Regions from separate parts of the Homo sapiens genome. Here region 2 is linked to region 1. Evidence: chromatin loops called from intact Hi-C (ENCODE). Cell type or tissue: PC-3. All regions are shown on one strand. Each heading gives the region's core, and the rest is flanking DNA. Links, peaks and the distances in the headings are about the cores only.

Evidence for each region. A loop is a pair of places that touch in the nucleus more often than their neighbours do. Peaks named below come from ENCODE experiments on the same cell type or tissue, not always from the same donor. Only the 100,000 strongest peaks of a DNase experiment are listed, where the experiment ranks them.
Region 2: a loop joins it to region 1, with 7 times the contacts of the local background. A loop is called at or near these places in 12 of 110 quality-filtered maps.

Annotation. Positions count from the first base shown.
Region 1 is chr5:149,110,276-149,119,491 of GRCh38, forward strand. It overlaps the pseudogene RN7SKP145. Among named protein-coding and RNA genes, the nearest start is that of ABLIM3, 27 kb to the right of the region's middle. In PC-3, for the core only: CTCF peaks have their summits at 4,604 (motif pointing left) and 4,808; DNase peaks (open chromatin) are centred at 3,576, 4,586 and 8,406; H3K4me3 peaks cover 1,248 bases; H3K27ac peaks cover 1,615 bases.
Region 2 is chr5:148,953,465-148,962,680 of GRCh38, forward strand. No RefSeq gene overlaps it. Among named protein-coding and RNA genes, the nearest start is that of MIR584, 100 kb to the right of the region's middle. RefSeq lists an enhancer at 2,953-3,525. In PC-3, for the core only: a CTCF peak has its summit at 4,334 (motif pointing left); DNase peaks (open chromatin) are centred at 3,317, 4,327 and 8,017; H3K27ac peaks cover 1,245 bases.

The DNA of each region.
Region 1 (9,216 bases), core at 624-8,623:
CCCAACTCATGCTCTCACTAGCCCATAATGCAGTCACACTGCCAAATAAGAAGAGCTACCACCAGCTCATCAATGGAAAATTGTGCTGAATAATTGCTGTGTGGGAATAAAAATGCCTCTCCCAATAGCACCTTCTCTCATGAAACAAAGCAAAGCCCTTTCCTTAACTCCTATCCTTTCGGTGAGACGACATAGACCCTGCTTGCATGGGAAATGTAGAAGAAGTTGCCATAAACGTAAGGGTTAGAGAGGGACCATTAAATAAGATTCCTTTGTGGTTAGGTGATTTCAGCATAAAATCTAAACAGAGGTGACACAAAGTTGAAGAACCAGGAAGCAAGGCTGGCTTCGGTCAGATAGAAGCTTGCATAACCATTAAAACTTGATTCCATGACTTAGGACAAATTCACTGTGAATCACTAAGAAAAAGTATAATTGCTAAAGGATGGAAAGTGGGGTTGAAAGATGTCAGGGGGCTGGAAAAAAAAATAATTATAAACAATAGAGATCTTTATACCCACTCTGGTAGGCTTCAAACTTGGCTAAAACTAACTTTCCTACTATAGAGTTGACATAGAAGTAAAGAATTTTCAAACCAGAATGTCCTTAAAAAGTACAATAGCCAGTCTAGAAAGTGCAGTGCTTTTAAAGCCATTTCTAGATCTAAAAACACATTGTTTTTTCATTCAGAATAATTATTTAAAAATAATAAAACTTGGAGCTCAATAACCATAAGGATCACCTACTGAGTGATTACTTCGAACCAGGCACTAATCTGAGTGCTTTCTATGTATTATCTCACTTAATCCTCATAACATTCCTGTGAGGCAGGCATTACCACTGTCCCCTTTTTACAGGTGTAGAAACAGGCATAAAGAGATGAAGTACTTGCCAGGGTCACACAGCTGGTCTGTCATGGAGCAGGACACAGGAAGAACTGCCCTGTTTAAAGCAGAGGAGAGGGCAGGGGTCTGCAGTCCTGCCACTGATCCTTCCCACAGCACAGGTGACCCTGCTTGAAAACCACTGATAAGAAAAACAGAAAAGAAATAGAATTGCTTAAGGTCAAGCCAGGATAAAGTGTGACAAACATAAATATTTTAATGCATATTTAGCTTTAAGAAAAAAAAGGGTTGGCAGGGACAGTGGCTCATGCTTGTAATCCCAGCACTTTGGGAGGCTGAGGCAGGGAGGGTTGCTTGACCCCAGAAGTTTGAGATTAGCCTAGGCAACATAGGGAGACCCCATTTCTACAAAAAATCAAAAACTTAGCTGGGCATGATAATGTTCACCTGTAGCCCCAGGTGCTTGGGAGGCTGAGGCGGGAGAATCACTTGAGCCAGGAAGTGAAGGCTGCAGTGAGCCATGATCATGCCACTGCAAGATTCTGAGAATAAAAAAGAGAGAAAGAACAAGAGAGAGAGAGAGAGGAGGAGGAGGAGGAGGAAGAGAAGAGAAGAGAAGAGAAGAGAAGAGAAGAGAAGAGAAGAGAAGAGAAGAGAAGAGGAGAGAAGAGGAGAGAGAGAAAGACAGAAGAAAGAGAAAGAAAGAAAAGAGAGAAAGAAAGGAGAGACAGAAAGGAGAGAGAAAAGAGAAAGAAAGAGAGAGAGAGAAAGAGAGAGAAAAAGAAAGGAAGGAAGGAAAGAGAGAGAGACAGAAAGAAAGAGAAAAAGAGAGAGAGAGAAAGAGAAAGAAAGAGAAAGAAAGAAAGAAAGAAAGAAAGAAAGAAAGAAAGAAAGAAAGAAAGAAAGAAAGAAAGAAAGAAAGAAAGAAAGAAAGAAAGAAACAGAACAGACAGACCCGGGAGCCAGAAACAAAAGCAGAAATCGGTGATCAGAGCCCGATCAGGAGGTGAAAATAGATGCCATGGAGATCCTGGAGTTTCTCAGCCTACACTGGTCCACAGAGCTGGGGGCTAGCCTTCTGTTGCCCCCACCTGTTAACAATGACCTTGAGCCCATGTGAAGCCAGGGAGTGGGAAATTTGCTCCCTACAGAAAGCCTGCAGGCTGGAAGGGTTGATGTTCCATCAAAAAGGAATTGGAAAACTTCCTTTGACAGGAGAAGACCCTGAAGAAGCTTTGCATCTGTTAGAGGCCTTACAAGGAAAAGTCAAACACCCAGGCCTGCACCTTGAGAAAGTACCATGCATTGTGCAGGAACCCCATTCAGAGGAGTTAGTGACAAAAACTGGTTTCTGGATGTTGATTCTCTAAGAATACAACAGAAACAATGGCAAAAACAACTCCTTAAGGATATTTTCATAGTGCGGGGTTCACATGAAGCCCATTTTCTTAAAACGCTGAAGAATACAGTCATGCACTGCATAATGACATTTTGGTCAATGACAGGCCACATATATGACAGTGATCCCATAAGATTACAAATGGAGCTGAAAAATTCCTATCACCTAGTGACATCTTGATGATCCTGACCCTGTGTAGGCCTAGGCTAATGTGTGTGTTTGTATCTTCATTTTTTAACAAAAAAGTTTCAAAAGTTAAAAAAAAGTAAATAATTTTAAAAATAGAAAAAAAGTCTTACAGAATAAGTGTATTAGTCCATTTCCACACTGCTATAAAGAACTACCTGAGACTGGATGATTTATGAAGAAAAGAAGTTTAATTGACTCACAGTTCCACACGCTTAACACGAAGCATGACTGGGAGTCCTCAGGAAACTTACAATCATGGCAGAAGGCAAAGTGTAAGAAAGCACCTTCTTCACAAGGTGACAGGAGAGAGAAAGAGCAACAGGGAGAAGTGCCACAGACTTTTAAACCATCAGATCTTGTGAGAACTCACTCACTATCATGAGAACAGTAAGAGGAAATCCACCCCCATGATCTAATCACCTCCCAGCAGATGCCTCCCCCAACACTGAGGATTACAATTGAACACAAGATTTGGGAGGGGACACGGAGCCAAACCATATCCATAAGGATATAAATAAAAAAAAAGTTTTGTACTGCTTACAATGTGTTTGTGCATTCAGCTAGGTGTTATTACAAAAGAATCAAGAAGTTTTAAAAAATTAAAGATTATAAAGTTAAGAAGCTATAGTAAGCTAAAGTTAATTAATTATTGAAGGAAGAATTTTTTTTATATAAATTTAGTGTAGCCTAACTGTACAGTGTTGATCTCAGCTCACTGCAACCTCCGCCTTCTGGGTTCAAGCAATTCTCCTGCCTCAGCCTCCCGAGTAGCTGAAATTGCAGGCGTCCACCACCATGCCCGGCTAATTTTTTCTGCAGTAGTATACAGTAATGTTCTAAGCCTTCATATTCACTAACTCACCCAGAGCAACTTCCATTCCTGCAATATCTATTCATGGTAAATGCTCTATACAAATGTACCATTTTTTATCTTTTATACTGTATTTTTGCTGTACCTTTTCTATGTTTAGACAAATAAATACCATTGTGTTACAATTGCCTACAGTATTCAGGAAAGTAACATGTTGTATAGGATTGTAGCTTAGGAGCATTAGGCAATATTATACTCTAGGTATGCAGTAGGCTATACCACCTAGGTTTGCGAAAGTACACTCTATGATGTTCACACAACAAGAAAATCATCTAATGACTCGTTTCTCAAGAATGAATCCAGAGTTAAGCAATGCATGACTATAGTTCAAAGTAGTTCATAGTTAAAACAGATACAAATCAAATAAGGAAATTGAACACCAAGAGAAAAAAAACAACAGATGCAACTGATCAGTGAACCAGCACTGCAAGAATGAGAAATTAAAAAACTATGAATGAAAGAGATAGAATAAGCATGTTAAAAGGTAGACTTCATAGTAAGTGTTCTTATCACAACTTTTTTTAAAAAGGGAGAAAAAACACAGACTAAACTGCAAAGAAATGACTATTAAACTGACAGCAAAATTCTAATAAAATTAGAAACAAAAAGAAAATGGAATTATACAGACAGCACAAGTAAATGGTATTGGGCAACAATTTGTATAAACTTTTAAATGTACAAAGCCATACTGTTAAATATTTATGAACATGTACAGATTTAATAAGAGCATCAGAATATGGACAGGAGAAAGACCACTTACATCAGAAGAGAGAATGCCTCTAGGGTGGAAGGAAGGGGAATGTGATTAAGGAGGGCTATAAAGGAGACCTCAACTGTATCTGAAACCTGCTATTTCCTTTAAATAAGTACACACACTCACACGCACATACACAGAGACACACAAACACATTTGGATACAAAATATTCTTAAATGTCAATATGAAAAAGCAAGTCCTGTCACCTTCACAGATGTAAGATTCCCATAGCCACCTTGGCCAAGCTCAGTAACATATCTACTTCATTAGAATGTCTGCTCAATGCTTCTAAGACTTGTTTTCAACTGCTATTGCTGTAGAATTAGTTACTGAGGCTGGAATCTCCTTACTTTCATGACAAGCAGGCTGGTTTCCCATGTGTGGATCAGAAGTCAGCTTCCTGATGCGATTTCACTCTCAATATACTGCCTGTCTGGCCAGTAGAAGCTTCTAGGGGTAAATATCAGCACAGGGAGAGAACAGCAAAGGCTGAATTTCTTCTCAGAACCCTGACACCAAAGGAACATAGATGAAGAGTGACACCCAGTGGCCAGACAGAAGGCAGAGTGCAGAGACTTCAGCTCCTTGGCTGCTTGCTTGTGTGGAGCTGGGTCATTCCTCTGAGCTCAAAATCCAGCCTTCGGTTGCTGTGATTCAAGGAGCTCCGATATCTGGATAGTGCTTTGGGGGATATGCAAGGAGCCAGTTCCCCTCTTCTCCTTGTGCCACCCGTCCCTGTTTTCTGGCTCATTTCCCCCTTCTGTACCAATTGTGCAATCTCTGGTGCATTGGGTCCCACAGCTGACCAGGCACAGGAGAATGTTGTAGTCCACCTCACACAGCACAGAGGACGCTGTTCTTCAGTGTGAGAGGACCCCTTAAAACTAAGCAAGTGAAATGTGATGAATGAATTAATTCAGTAGTGCTGACTTACTGTCATTTGAGGTAAATTAGCGTGAGGTCCAGAAGTCCAAATATAAGTTATGAAAATGACAGCTGTCTCCAATATCCTGTTAAAACTGCCTCTCAAGATCACCACCCACAACAATGCAATGGCACAAACAACAATAAGAACAAGTGCCTGTGAATCATACACACACACACTGTGCCAGGCACCATTCTGAGGGCTTTGTGTGTATTATTAACTCATTTAAACTCATGACAAGTGCTAACATTCTACGCATTTTACAGATGAGAAAACTGAGGCATGGAGAGATAAATGTATGTGTCCAAAGTCACAGAGCTGGTAAGCCAGTGGAAGCACCAGCTGCACTCACATGGTCACGAATGCTTTTTGGGCAGCCTTACTCCAGAACTCTGTAAGCCATTTAGCTACTGTGCTTCTGGATGACCTCCTAATGGCTGGCCCTGAAGGTCTTTCCTCAGTTGGCCCTGCTGTGCCTCTCTGAGGACAGCAGCAGTGTCAGCCCCCATCTCCCCCGTGGCTTATTTCTTCCTCTCTGTGGCTCCTCTGTCTCCTCTCTGCATTCTCTCTTCCTTCACTCTGTAAATGGAGGCATCCTCCATGGTTCTTCCTCCTTCCTGTTTTCCATTATCTTTGTTCTCTCTCTCTTGCACTGGAACCTCTCACCAGAACTCATCGGATTTAATGTCAGGATTTAAAATCACCAGGGCATTTAACCAAAGCTCACTGGATTTGATGTCAGGATTCTGAGGTTCCAGAGGGAAGGCCTTGGGTTCAGCCTCTTCACCCCTGGGGTCCTCATTTCCCCCTGCGGTAACATGATGGGGTGGTTCAGAGCAATGTTCTCACCTTGGCTGCCCACCAGCCCCACCTCGGGAGCTTTTATCATTATTGCTGTCCTGGCCTCACAGGCCATTTAGATGACAGCCTCTGATTGTGGAATTTCTATTTCTTCCTTTAATTTTCTCAATTGCTTCTTTGTATATTTTGAGAGCTTGTTTGGAGGTCCTATCAGCACAGCTACTGGTATACCCTTGACCCAAGACTGGTCCTTCTCTATTGGGGATGGTCATCCTCTACTACCAAGCACACAGCTCCGGGAGGGATGCATGTGGAGTGGTGAGGGAGGAAGAGGACACCCACCTAGCCAGCCAGATCAGCCAAATCAACCCTGAAGATCAATGGGGTGACGGATGTTGCAGCCAGCTTGCCCTCACATCTTCTTGTATATTTTGAACGTCTATTATTCAGCACACGCCTTCATGATTATATGTCTTTTGGGGTATTAATATAGCCACTTTAAACTTCTTGTGCTCTGCAGTTTACATGATATATCTTTTTCAATCCATTTGCTTTTAACCTCTCTTTATACTTAAATTATAACTTCTGAATAGTATATAATTGAATCTTACTTTTTAAAAATAAATTCTGATAGACTGTCCATTTTAATTAGAGTGCTGTTTCACACTCTTCTGGCCTCCATGATTTCTGATGAGAAGTCAGAGATCTTTGGAATTGATATTCTATTTAATGTAATGTGTCTTTTTCTCTGGCTTTTTCAATATTTTCTCTTTACCTTTAGATTTCAACACTTTGACTATGATGTGACAAGGTGCACTCTTCTTCTCATTTATCCTAAGTTATGGTTTATTGAGATTCTTAAGAATTTGTACCTTTCAAAAAAATATCTCCTGGGCACGGTGGCTCACGCCTGTAATCCCAGCATTTTGAGAGACTGAGGCGGGCGGATCACCTGAGGTCAGGAGTTCAAGACCGGCCTGGCCAACATGGTGAAACTCCATCTCTACTAAAAATACAAAAATTCGCTGGGTGTAGAGGCAGGCACCTGTAATCCCAGCTACTTTGGGAGGCTGAGGCTAGAGAATCGCTTGAACCCGGGAGTCACAGGTTGCAGTGAGCCGAAATCATGCCATTGTACTCCAGCCTGGGAAACAAGAGTGAAACTCCGTCTCAAAAAAAAAAAAAAAAAAAACTACTCAATTCTATCTCTCCTCTTACCTTGGGGTTCCAGTTACACAATGTTAGATCTTTCATTATTTTCTCACATATCCCTGAGGCTGTATTCATTGTTTAAAAATTTTTCTTTTCCTCTTCAGATTGGATAATTTCTATTGATCCATCTTCAAGTTCACTGAATCTTTCTTCTATTATTTCTATTCTGCTCATAAATGACCTGGCAAATTTTGATTTTAGAGATTGTATTTTACATTCTAAAGCCTCCACTTCGTTTATTTTTATAGTTTTTTGGTTTATGTTTGTCTACTATTATTTTGAATATATTTTTATTTGTTGAAAGTATATTTTTCTTCACTTCAACCAGAATAATTACAATAGCTGTTTTTCAAATTCCTATCTGTTAGTTGTAGCTTATGGATTATATCAGGATTGGTCTCAGTTGATTTCCTCTTCTCTTAAGATTTTCCTGACCTTCATATGTCAAATAATTTTGGATTGTTTTCTGGATATTATGGATATTATGTTGTAAAGACTGATGATTCTGTTATATTCATCTGAAAAGGTGTTTGTGTTTTTCTTTTGCTATAATATTACAGTTTGTTTAGACTCACACTGTAAGCTCTGCCTCAGGAGTATTAATTCAAATTTAAGCTCAGGGTTTTTCCCCATGGGTAAGGCACTAGGAGCATCCCTCCATATGAATTTGGGGGAGAGGGGTCAACCAGAGACAGGAAGAGTTTATACACAGAATTTAGAGCTGTCCTTCTCTGGTTCTCTGCTTTCTATAGTTTACTCCTCACTTTCTAATGACTGATTGCTCCAAACTCTCTCCTCTGATATTTTAGATCATAATCACTGCAGCTGTTCTGTCAGAATTTTAGTCACCCTGTGTGAGGCAATGAGTTTGATAGCCGGCTGTCCATCAAAATTCAAAAAGAAAATGAAACACACCTCTCACTTGCCCTTCTTTCAAGTTTCAACTCCCCTCTGCAATCTGTCTGCTTTTGTTATTGCTCTAATGCCTACAGATCATAGTTTTGTTTTAGTTTGGTTTTGGTTTAACCAATATGAACTTACTTGGGCATTAACAAAACCAGAAATCCTCACCTTGTCACCTCTTGAGATTTTTATTTTTTCTCCCTAAAATGAAGGATTGCTCTAAAAGAGCAATTCTCAACCCTGGCTTTATAGTTAAATGAAGGTACTAACCTTTTAGGAATGCTGCCTATACCCCATCCCTAAAATTCTGATTTAAGTTTCCAGAATGGGGTTTGGGCAAGAGTTTGAGTTTTTTGCTTGTTTGTTTTTGTTTTTTTCTTATGATTCTAATATGCTATCTGAGTTCATCCCCACTCTTGAAGATAGGCACTTTTTAAACTTTATTGGGCACACAAATCACCTGGGGATCTTGTTACACACTGATTCTGACTCATAGCCCTGAGGGAGGCCTCAAGCTGTCCATTTCTAACTAGGTCCCAGGCAATAATAATGTCACTTGCCTGAGGACACATTCTGAGTGGCAAGATGCTACTGAACTCTTATATCCTAGAACAATGGTTGAAAATAGGTAAACAGTAAACCATACCTTTCCAAAACCATGACTTTTTTCCCACACAGTGATTTTCTGAATATCTGTAGCCCTGAACCTTCATTCCCATGTGAAAATAGCAGATGACACCAAGTGTTTGCTACACTTCACACAGGATGATACTCTCTATGTTTCCAAGTCCCCACCCTGTTTATAGCACTTATTTGCATATGCCCCCTGCAGGCTTTGAGTTTAGGATTCTAGCATAGGATTCCGTGAGCAGAGAAGGTAAACATCATGAGAGAACATATACTACAGGGTTGTTCTGAGAATGAAGTGAGATATTATAGGTAAGGCAGCACTGTTTGCAGCCCATATAAAATGTTGAATAAATATTAGTTATTTGTAGTCAACATCTATTGGATTTTTTTCCCTTTTTCAGTATTCCTTTTCTTATAAAAACAATACCCCGATTTCCCTATAGAAGCCAATCCTTAACCATTCTCAGTATATGTGGTTCATGTGGGGCTAACACCATCTCTAGCTCCAAAAGTAGGCATTGACCTAGGTATGTATATAAACCTAGGTATGTGTATTCAAGAGAAATAAAAGCATTCTGTCCACATAAAAACCTGTACATAAATGTTCATAGCAGCATTATTCATAATAGCCCAAAACTGATAAGCCCAAATGTTCATCAATCAACAAATGGATAAACAAAATGTGA
Region 2 (9,216 bases), core at 514-8,513, 160 kb before region 1:
GGTGGGGAAGGCGGAAGAGATGTAAAATGGTGGCCCAGAAATGTTGGAGTCAAGAGAAGAATTTGCCAATTGGAGGAGAGGAGCATGTTTAAAAGCAAAAGCAAAGAAGCCACCCCACTCATGGCACTCAGTATGATTATAATGACTCCAGCTGATACTTAGTTAGTGGTTACTATTGTGTGAAGTGCTTTTTAAGCTTGATTTTATTTAGTCCTCACAGTCATTATTATTCCCACTTTACACAAGAGGAAGTTACAGTCCATTGAGATGATGTGTCTTGTCCAAGAACACAACTAGAAAGTGGCAGAGCAGGGACTTGAACTCAAATGACTCCAGGAACCATGTTCTCATCCCCGATGGCAGGGGGTTACTGAAACAGGTTCTGTGATCACTACTCCTGCAGGTCCTGAGCTAGCTGCCCAGTCTGCTCCACAGGCTCTGTCACTTGTCCTATGACCAACTGAATAAGATTCCTGATAAGACATTCACAGCACAGGCCTTAGCTCTCTTGCAACAGTCAACTTCCTTTTGAGTCTTCTCCCCTCCTATCTTTTCCTTCTGATGCCTCATGAATGCATCAATAGATTAATGTACCCTGGCCACACTCTTCATTTTGTCACAGGAAGCCAGTACCCCTTCTCCTGCCAAGGAGTGGCAGTGACTCTGGGTGACCTATGCCAAAAGCAACTTGGTGGCTTCTTAATGGAGTTCCACAGTGGGGCTTCAAGGAAAGAGCCATGCCAAGAGAGGGAGTCTGCTTCATCTTTACTATACGGTCGGTAACTCGGAAATGACCAGCCTGTCTTACAGCTCTAGTGGAGGTCAAAGGAGAGAGAGTGAATAATATTCATGTACACACATGAAGTATACATGAAGTGTACCTGTCAACAAAATTCATATGTACAACGAAGAATTACACTAAAAACAATGCTTTTCTCCAGCACTTATAACTACCTCTTCTCCCTTCTTCTCTTCCATGGGTCCTTTCTTCCATTATTACTGATCTCCTGTTTCTGTCATTTTTATTTTGTCTCCCAAGTCCCTCTGAATTCCATCTCCTTCCTCTCCACCAATGCAAATTATAGGGCATCTTTAGGCCCTAAATCCAGTTGCTTGTTCTCTCTGATCCAACAGGTTGGGTCAGTGATTTGGCATGACTTGGAGTAGCCACCAGAGAAAAGAGACCTCTCACCTTAGTGCTTACTTACCTTGCCTTGGTCAAAACTGAGTCCTCATTACCTCTCTCTCTCTCCCAGAGATCTCCAACCATCCTGGGACAGGTAAAAGCTAAATGGGTCAGCATCTCCACAGTTAGTCTTCTCTGTTCACAAGCCTCTCACCAGGCATCCACGTCAGGGTGGCCATAGCTCTAAGGACCATTGCCCTCAGTTGGGTCTGCCCTGGGCCAGCCTGCAACTGCCCTACAAATGGGAAAATTATAGATGAGCCAGGAGACTGGAGCAGCAGGTCAAGGAGATAAGGGCTCTGAATGAAATATTCCTTGCCGAGGGCCAAGACTTTTCCATGATTCAAGATATCTCCACCCGAGCTCTTTTGCAACCCAGAATGAGGGGGATCAGAGTGTTCCCAACCCCACAGATTGTTGTCCTTGGCAGGAGCCATGGGATTGAAGCCTCCTCAGCAATGGCAAATTCAAGGGCATTAGACATTTAGCTGCATTTGGGGGACAACGGGCCAGGGCTCACCTGTCCCAGATGGGCAGTGATTATAAACCTGACGATAAATAAATGCTTTATCCTGAAGGAGCTTAACTCTGAGCTTTGAAATTTAATTCTTTATGCCTCTGCCACAGATCTTCTCCTCTCCCCTCTCTGGAAATGAAGGCTGTAGATTTTCTACAATATCAGGGAACCTGCCCCGATAGTCACATAGGTTCTTTTCTATTTTCCCTAAGCATCAGCTGGGTTGAGAAATAAAGGGACAGAGTACAAAAGAGAGAAATTTTAAAGCTGGGCATCCAGGGGAGACAGCACATGTCGGTAGGTTCCGTGATGCCCCCTGAGCCATAAAACCAGCAAGTTTTTATTAGGGACTTTCAAAAAGGGAGGGAGTGTATGAATAGGGTGCGGGTCATGAAGATCACTTACTTCACAAGGTAACAGAATATCACAAGGCAAATGGAGGCAGGGCGAGATCACAGGACCACAGGACTGGGGTGAAATTAAAATTGCCAACGAAGTTTCTGACACCACTGTCATTGATAACATCTTATCAGGAGACAGGATTTGAGAGCAACCGGTCTGACCAAAATTTATTAGGTGGGAATTTCCTCTTCCTAACAAGCCTGGGAGTGCTATGGGAGACTGGGGTTTATTTCATCCCTACAGTTTTGACCATAGAAGATGGCCACACCCAAGGGGGCCGTTTTAGAGACCCACCCTCAGGGGCGCATTCTCCTTCTCAGGGATGTCCCTTGCTGAGAAAAAGAATTCAGCGATATTTCTCCATTTGCTTTTGAAAGAAGAGAAATATGGCTCTGTTCCACCAGCCTCACCGGCGGTCAGAGTTTAAGGTTATCTCTCTTATTCTCTGAACATTGCTGTTATCCTGTTCTTTTTTCAAGGTGCCCAGATTTCATATTGTTCAAACACACATGCTCTACAATTTGTGCAGTTAACGTAATTATCACAGGGTCCTGAGGAAACATACATCATCCTCAGCTGACAGGATTAAGAGATTAAAGTAAAGACAGGCATAGGAAATCACAAGGGTATTGATTGGGGAAGTGATAAGTGTCCATGATATCTTCACAATTTATGTTTAGAGATTGCAGTAAAGACAGGCATAAGAAATTATAAAAGTATTAATTTGGGGAACTAATAAATGTCCATGAAATCTTCACAATCCATATTCTTCTCCCATGGCTTCAGCCAGTCCCTCCATTCGGGGTCCCTGACCTCCCGCAACATACAAAGCTGGATTCCAGGTGTTTTCAATTCATTATTTAATTAATCAGTCTGCAAAGTATATAGTTAGGTATGCCCATCATTTAGGAAAATTAACACACAAGAACCAAAGAACTATACTTTGGTATAGAAATTCACATTACAAATGGGGCTTCTTTAAAGTGAGAGCCCTAAGTATACTCAGGATATGATTTGAATTGTAAAATATCTTTGCTTAACCACAACTCTTTTGGAATACACATAGAGCACACAATGAAGGCCAGTTCAAAGCCTGAGTGTCACAGATCCTTTCTACAAGACGATCTAGGGAAATGGTTCCCAGACCTCAGCATGCATCAGAGTCACCTAGACAGCTCATTAACATGCAGATTCCTGGGCCCTCCTCCAGAGCTGCCTTATCATTATCTCTGGGGGTGGAGCCCAGTAGTTTCTCTACTTAAGCAACTCTCCAGGTGACTGGATGCAGGCAGTCCAAGAGCCACACCTGTGCTAGGTCTTAAAGCTGCAGTACTCCTATGCCTGGAACAAAGCCACCCCACAGCTCCTGGCCCATTGCTCAGTGTGAGGCCATCCATGTGGAAGCCCCCTTTCACTCAAGAGCTGGACCCCAGGCTCCTTTGACACCAGCTGCAAATGCCACACACCAGCTGCCCCAGATAGCTCAGGTACAAGCCCCTCCTAATCAAAACCTCAGGCTTGAAATGCGTGCACAATTACACAGATGGCAAAGCAGAAGGCCACAGGGGAGACGGGACTCACCCAGCAGCAGTGGGCAAGCCAGAGAGCCATGTGGGGCAGAAGGTCTGCTCTTCTGGTCCCTCTGCCAGCCCTGCACAGCCTCCAGGTTTCTGCTACATGGCTCTTCCTCTCAGGATGAACTTGAGAATGAATTAGGTGTTCCTGTTATTATCTGTCTCCAAACATTGTCTTTCTCCTTCACACCAATCACAGTTGGTAGCTATGTAGTATTTTTTGACATTTGTCTTTCTAACTAGACGATGGACTTATTGAGACAGGAGCCTGTTTTGTACCCCAGAGTGTCTAGCACCTAAACAGTGCCCAGCGCATAGTAGAAAGTCAATAAATATGGACAGACAGAAGTTAAAATGATCTCTTCTACATAATAGAAAATAGAAATATTGAAAAAAAAAAAAAAAGAGAGAGAGGTTTGTCATGGCTAGAAACAAGTCTATGCCATGAAGCCCTGGGAGGCAGAGGGAACTTGCTCTCCCTCAGGCCTCAGTGTCCAGACTGAACTAAACAGTCTCTCCCTAGCCTTCCAACTCATAACAGTCTATAGACTTTAAAGAATGGATTGAATAGAAAATGACTGAACATTAGACTTCCACCTCTCTACAGGGGGTTGGGGTCCTAGAGGCCACCCGGCTTTATGGCTTCCCAGCTCCCTCTAGTGGCCAGGGCCATGTTACACTACAATTTTGTGATGGTCTTTGCTTATCAAATTGAGCTGCAATCAGTTATTTAGCTGAGTTAATAAATGAGTGTTATTAAACTGAGTTTAAGTTAGTTTAGAGGTCTGGCTTGAATATAATTAGTAACTTACATACATGTGGAGAGTATTAAACCCATTGAGTTCGTCGTTTATTAATTCAGCATCTCATGGCCCAGTGCCTAATCTATACCTGGGACAGTGCCAGGTGAAAGGATATAGCAATGAGCATGTCAGGGATCTCCACTGCCCATGGTGCTTATATCCTAGGGAGGGAAGGAGATATTCAGAAATTATGCAAAAGTGAGGTGTACACCAGTGGGGTGAGAGTCAAGAAGGAAATATGCAGAGCATTCATGTAGAATACAAGTGGTGGCCCCTCTTCAGGAAGGCTTCTCTGAAGAAACAACGTTTCAGCTTGGGTTTGAAACATGAGGAATAATTATCAAGGCAAAAGTGGGGAGACGGATTGGAAGGAAGGAAAAGGCAAGGAACTCTAGGCAAGAAAGAGCCCCATGAGCTTGAGGTAGTGACAGCGGGCCAGGGTTGCCTGGGTAATGAGCAGAAGACAAGGCTGAAGAAGTAGGTGGTGTTATTATTCCCATCAGTTTCCCACTAATGTGGAAACTGAGGCCCGGAGATGTGACATGAGCTGGTCATAGTGATGCAGCTTCTGGGTAGTGATAGAGAAAAGGGGGCCTGGGGCAGCCAGAGTGGATACTGCAGGATGGAAAGAGCTGGGCCAGGGAGACAGAGGCATGGGGTGGTTTGTGGGAGGGAGGGGGGCACACAGTTCCCAGTGTTCAGACAGCAGTTCTGGGAGGGATTCAGCGGTCATCTAGGCCTCCTTGTCCATGTGCCAGGGGAGAAAGCAGTGAACAGCAAATCTCCTTCACCCACATCCCCAGTACCCAGGCCTGCAGCAGCTGGGTCTGCATCACTGCTCCCCAGAGACACTCCCACCAGGCTCCCGCAGCCTCATGCAAAGCCCCAGTTCCCGTGAGCACCTCCATCTCTCATCCAAACTGTCCTCTCTCAGCCCATGGGCTCTTCAGTCCCAGGCTCTGTTGCCATCACCCTAGGGAGCAGTCCTCAGGAATGAGCTGTGCATGACGGGACCCTGCCCTCCCTGCCACCACCCCCACCCCGCTGCTGCCACTCTGAACTCCTGCCATGTCTCTCCTTTTGAGGTCTGCCCACTGACTGTTCTCCTCCTTCATACCACATTTCCCCATCTCCTAGCCTGGCTCATCCTCCAGATCTTGGCTTAGACATCCCTTCTTCCAGAAGCCAGCACCACTCTCCCTGGAACTCCTCTTCTGAATCCCCCTGGAGCACTGATCACACTGCATATTGGTTTCCTATTTCCTTGTCCACCTCCCCAGCTAAACTTGAGCACCCCCAGGTCAAGGACTACGTCTATCCCATTTTCTCCTATGTCCCAAGCAGCTAACACGGTGCCTGGCACTTAGAAAGTGCCCAGAACTATTTCTTAAATAAATGAATGAATTAAAATAAATGACTCTAAGCTGAGCCACCTGCTTTTTACCACCAGGCATTGTGTTTCTCATCTCCATCTGCCCATCAACCTCTGCCTTCATTATGTCTAACAAGGGGTTCCCTACTGCTGTAAAATAAAGAAAGCAGTCTGCCTCAGCCCAGACAGTGACTGGTCAGTCCTACTCATGGCAACTGCTGGTGTCCCCTAACTTCCCAGGAGAAAGTGCAGTCAGAAGCAATAAGGAGTTGTCTACATTTCAGGCTTGTTAGACATTCTCTCCCCCCAAAACGTGTTTTCCTGGTGACTAGGAATGCATTTCAAAGTTAGATTTTTTTTTTTTTTTACCAATTTATACAGCATTCTGAGGCTTGGCTTCCTCTGAGTGAGGCTCCAAATCATTAGAGACCCCGTGGCTAAAAACCCCATAGGAGACATCTTGTGCAGGGTAACCCCAATATGAACAAGCTTATTCTTCAGCTTGCATGCAAATGAGATCCTGGTGGTTCTGTTCAATCAATGGCATCTAGGTATTGAAGACATACTATGTGCCAGTCTGCATCAAATGATTCTGATCTGTGGAGAAGAGTCAGCTTTATCCCTGCCTTTCACAGAAGTGGCCTTCTAGCAGGAATTGTAGAATTAAGCAACTTATTACAATTATTCAATGACATGCAATGAGATGCAAGCTGAGGAGGATCCCTGAGCACCCTGAAGCTCCCTAGAGTGATGGCAACAGAGCCTGGGACTGAAGTACCTATGGGCTGAGAGAGGACAGTTTGGATGAGAGGTGGAGGTGCTAGGTGCCAAGATAGCTCAGCCTGAGTGTCCTGGCCTGAGTCAAAGTGGCTGCCCTAAAGCTGTGACCTTTGGCCTGAGAGCTAAAGGATGTGTAGGTGTTCACCAGGCTAAGGAAGGGAGAGAGTGTGTGCAGATGCAATGTGTGTGTGCACAGGTATATGTGTGTGCATGTATGTGTGTGCATATGCATGTGAGCATGTGTATGCTACAAGTGTATTGTGTGTGACGCATGTGTCCATGCATGTGTGTGCATGTGTAAGAGCATCTGTATGCCACAAGTATGTTGTTTGTGCATGTGTATGTTACAAGTGCATGTGTGTGTGGGTTGCAGATGCATGTATGAAAACATAGATGCCACGAGTATATTGTCCATATGTGTATGTCCATGTGAGAGCATATGCAGGTGCATGTATGTGAGCATGTGTGTACAAGTATATTGTGTGTACATGTGTGTGCACGTGTGTATGAGTGTACATATGCCACAAGTACATGTGCGTGCAGGTTTCAGGAGCATGTATGTGTGTATGTGTTTGTGTGTCCCAAGTGCCTGCGTACCACTTATAGACACTCTTCAGCCTTTACATCTCCTTCCTATCACAAGGCAGTCATTGCGAAGTGGATTTCAAGCCTTCTCCATATGGTGCAGTGTTTCCAAGCCTCTTTTGGATCATGGATCATTTCAATTAACAACATAACAACAACAGCTATTCCATATTAACTGCATGGCAGTCATTGTGCCAGACATTTAATGTGTGTTCTCTCATTTTCTTCTCCAGCAAACCCAAGAGGCAGGCCTATGGTTATTGTTCCATTCTACAGAAGAAGAAACACAGGCTCAGGGAGAGGAAGGCTCTTTCCCATGGTGGCCCTGAGCACAGGTCTGTATGATCCAAAGTATATGCTCTAATCCACTAAACTCTTTCCTGCCACCAGAGCAAGTGACACACCAGATTGACCTTATAGCAGGTCCCCCTCCCACTGTTAACTACAACATTCTCCTAGCAGTGAATGAAAAGTATTCAATGAAGTTCTGTTCCAGCTCAACCACTGATTCACTGTGTGACACTGGAAAAGTCCCCCATTCTTTGTTGCCCTGGAGCTTGCTGAGCTCTATCACTCTACATGAAGCGCTTAACACCACCATCCACAGATGGCAGGCAGGTTAAATAATCTCATGAAATCCCTGTTTCCTCATCGCTAAAATGGAGCTAACAATGGTGCACTCCTGATAGTACTGTGGAGGGATTGACCAAGCTCATGTGTGAAGAATGCTCAGCCCTGTGACTGCCTCACAATGTATGCCCAATAAACTGCAGCTGTCGCTGATGCTGAGAACACAGGAGAGCCAGAGAGCTGAGAGCACCAGCTTGGGAATCAAGTGGACCTGGATTCAAATGATTAAAATGCTCACTTTGCCTTCTAATGGCCGCGTGACCTTGGCAAAAGTTATTTAGCTGTCAACTTTTCCTTGCTTGTAAAATAGGAATTAAAATAGCACCTACTTCATAGGTGTGTTTGAGGAATACATGAGATAATACACATAGCATTGCCCTATGAATGTTAGTTAACATCATTACTATTTGCACACATTGAGTAATATTATAAATAAGGATTATGTGGGGTCTAATTTTGTTCCAGTTCAAGGTTTTAGAAAAAAATAAATAGAGGTATCTGGTTTGGTCAGATTTACTAGACATTGTACTGTTTGTAAAAAATTTAAAAGAAAAAAAAAAACCGGACCTGTCTCATGGGTCAATAGAAAGTCAATTTCCTTTTGGCTGAGGCCAGCGATTCTGTGCAGTTTATTCTGGTGCTGGCTGGCGGTTTGGTTAGGTTCAAGGCCATGACCATGAGTAAGTGATTCACTCTTGCCAAAAACTGCAATCATGGTCATATTCTAAATATTTATACTAAAAGAAACCAAACCTGCTCCACCTTTAGGGGTCACAGGCACCACTCCCTCACATACTGGAGTTCATTCATTCATCCAACTCAGGCTTATTAACCATTCACCTCATGCCAGACACCAGGCACTGGTCATGCTGGTGGCTAATGGGACAGAAACCTGCTAGCAGCTTTGGCCAATTTTGGAGAAACAACCGAATCAGGGCCCTCAATGATGGTAGCTGCACCTGGGCTGTGCAGGCTCCTACAGAGAATGCAGGCCATCTGTTTGGTGCATATCACAATGTGGTCTGTTCCAGCTGGGAAAGGCACTTGGGGATCATCTCAGGCAACACACACCCTTTACAGCCACTGAGATCTCACAGCTGAGCTAAGATCCTGCTATTCTGACTCCTAGATCAGCACCTCTCCCTCCCTCCTAGATGCCCCAAGATTTCCTCCACTTCATACAGAGCAGGCGGTCTCCAGACATTTTAGCTCACAAACGACTTCAAACATAGTGGTAATGAGAATTGAAAAAGTAATACCACTCGTAACAGTATCTTTCACTTACTGGGTGATTTCTGGGTGTCAGATTCTTCGTTAAACATTTTATATGGTATGCCTCATCTAACATTCAAAGAACATTATTGGTT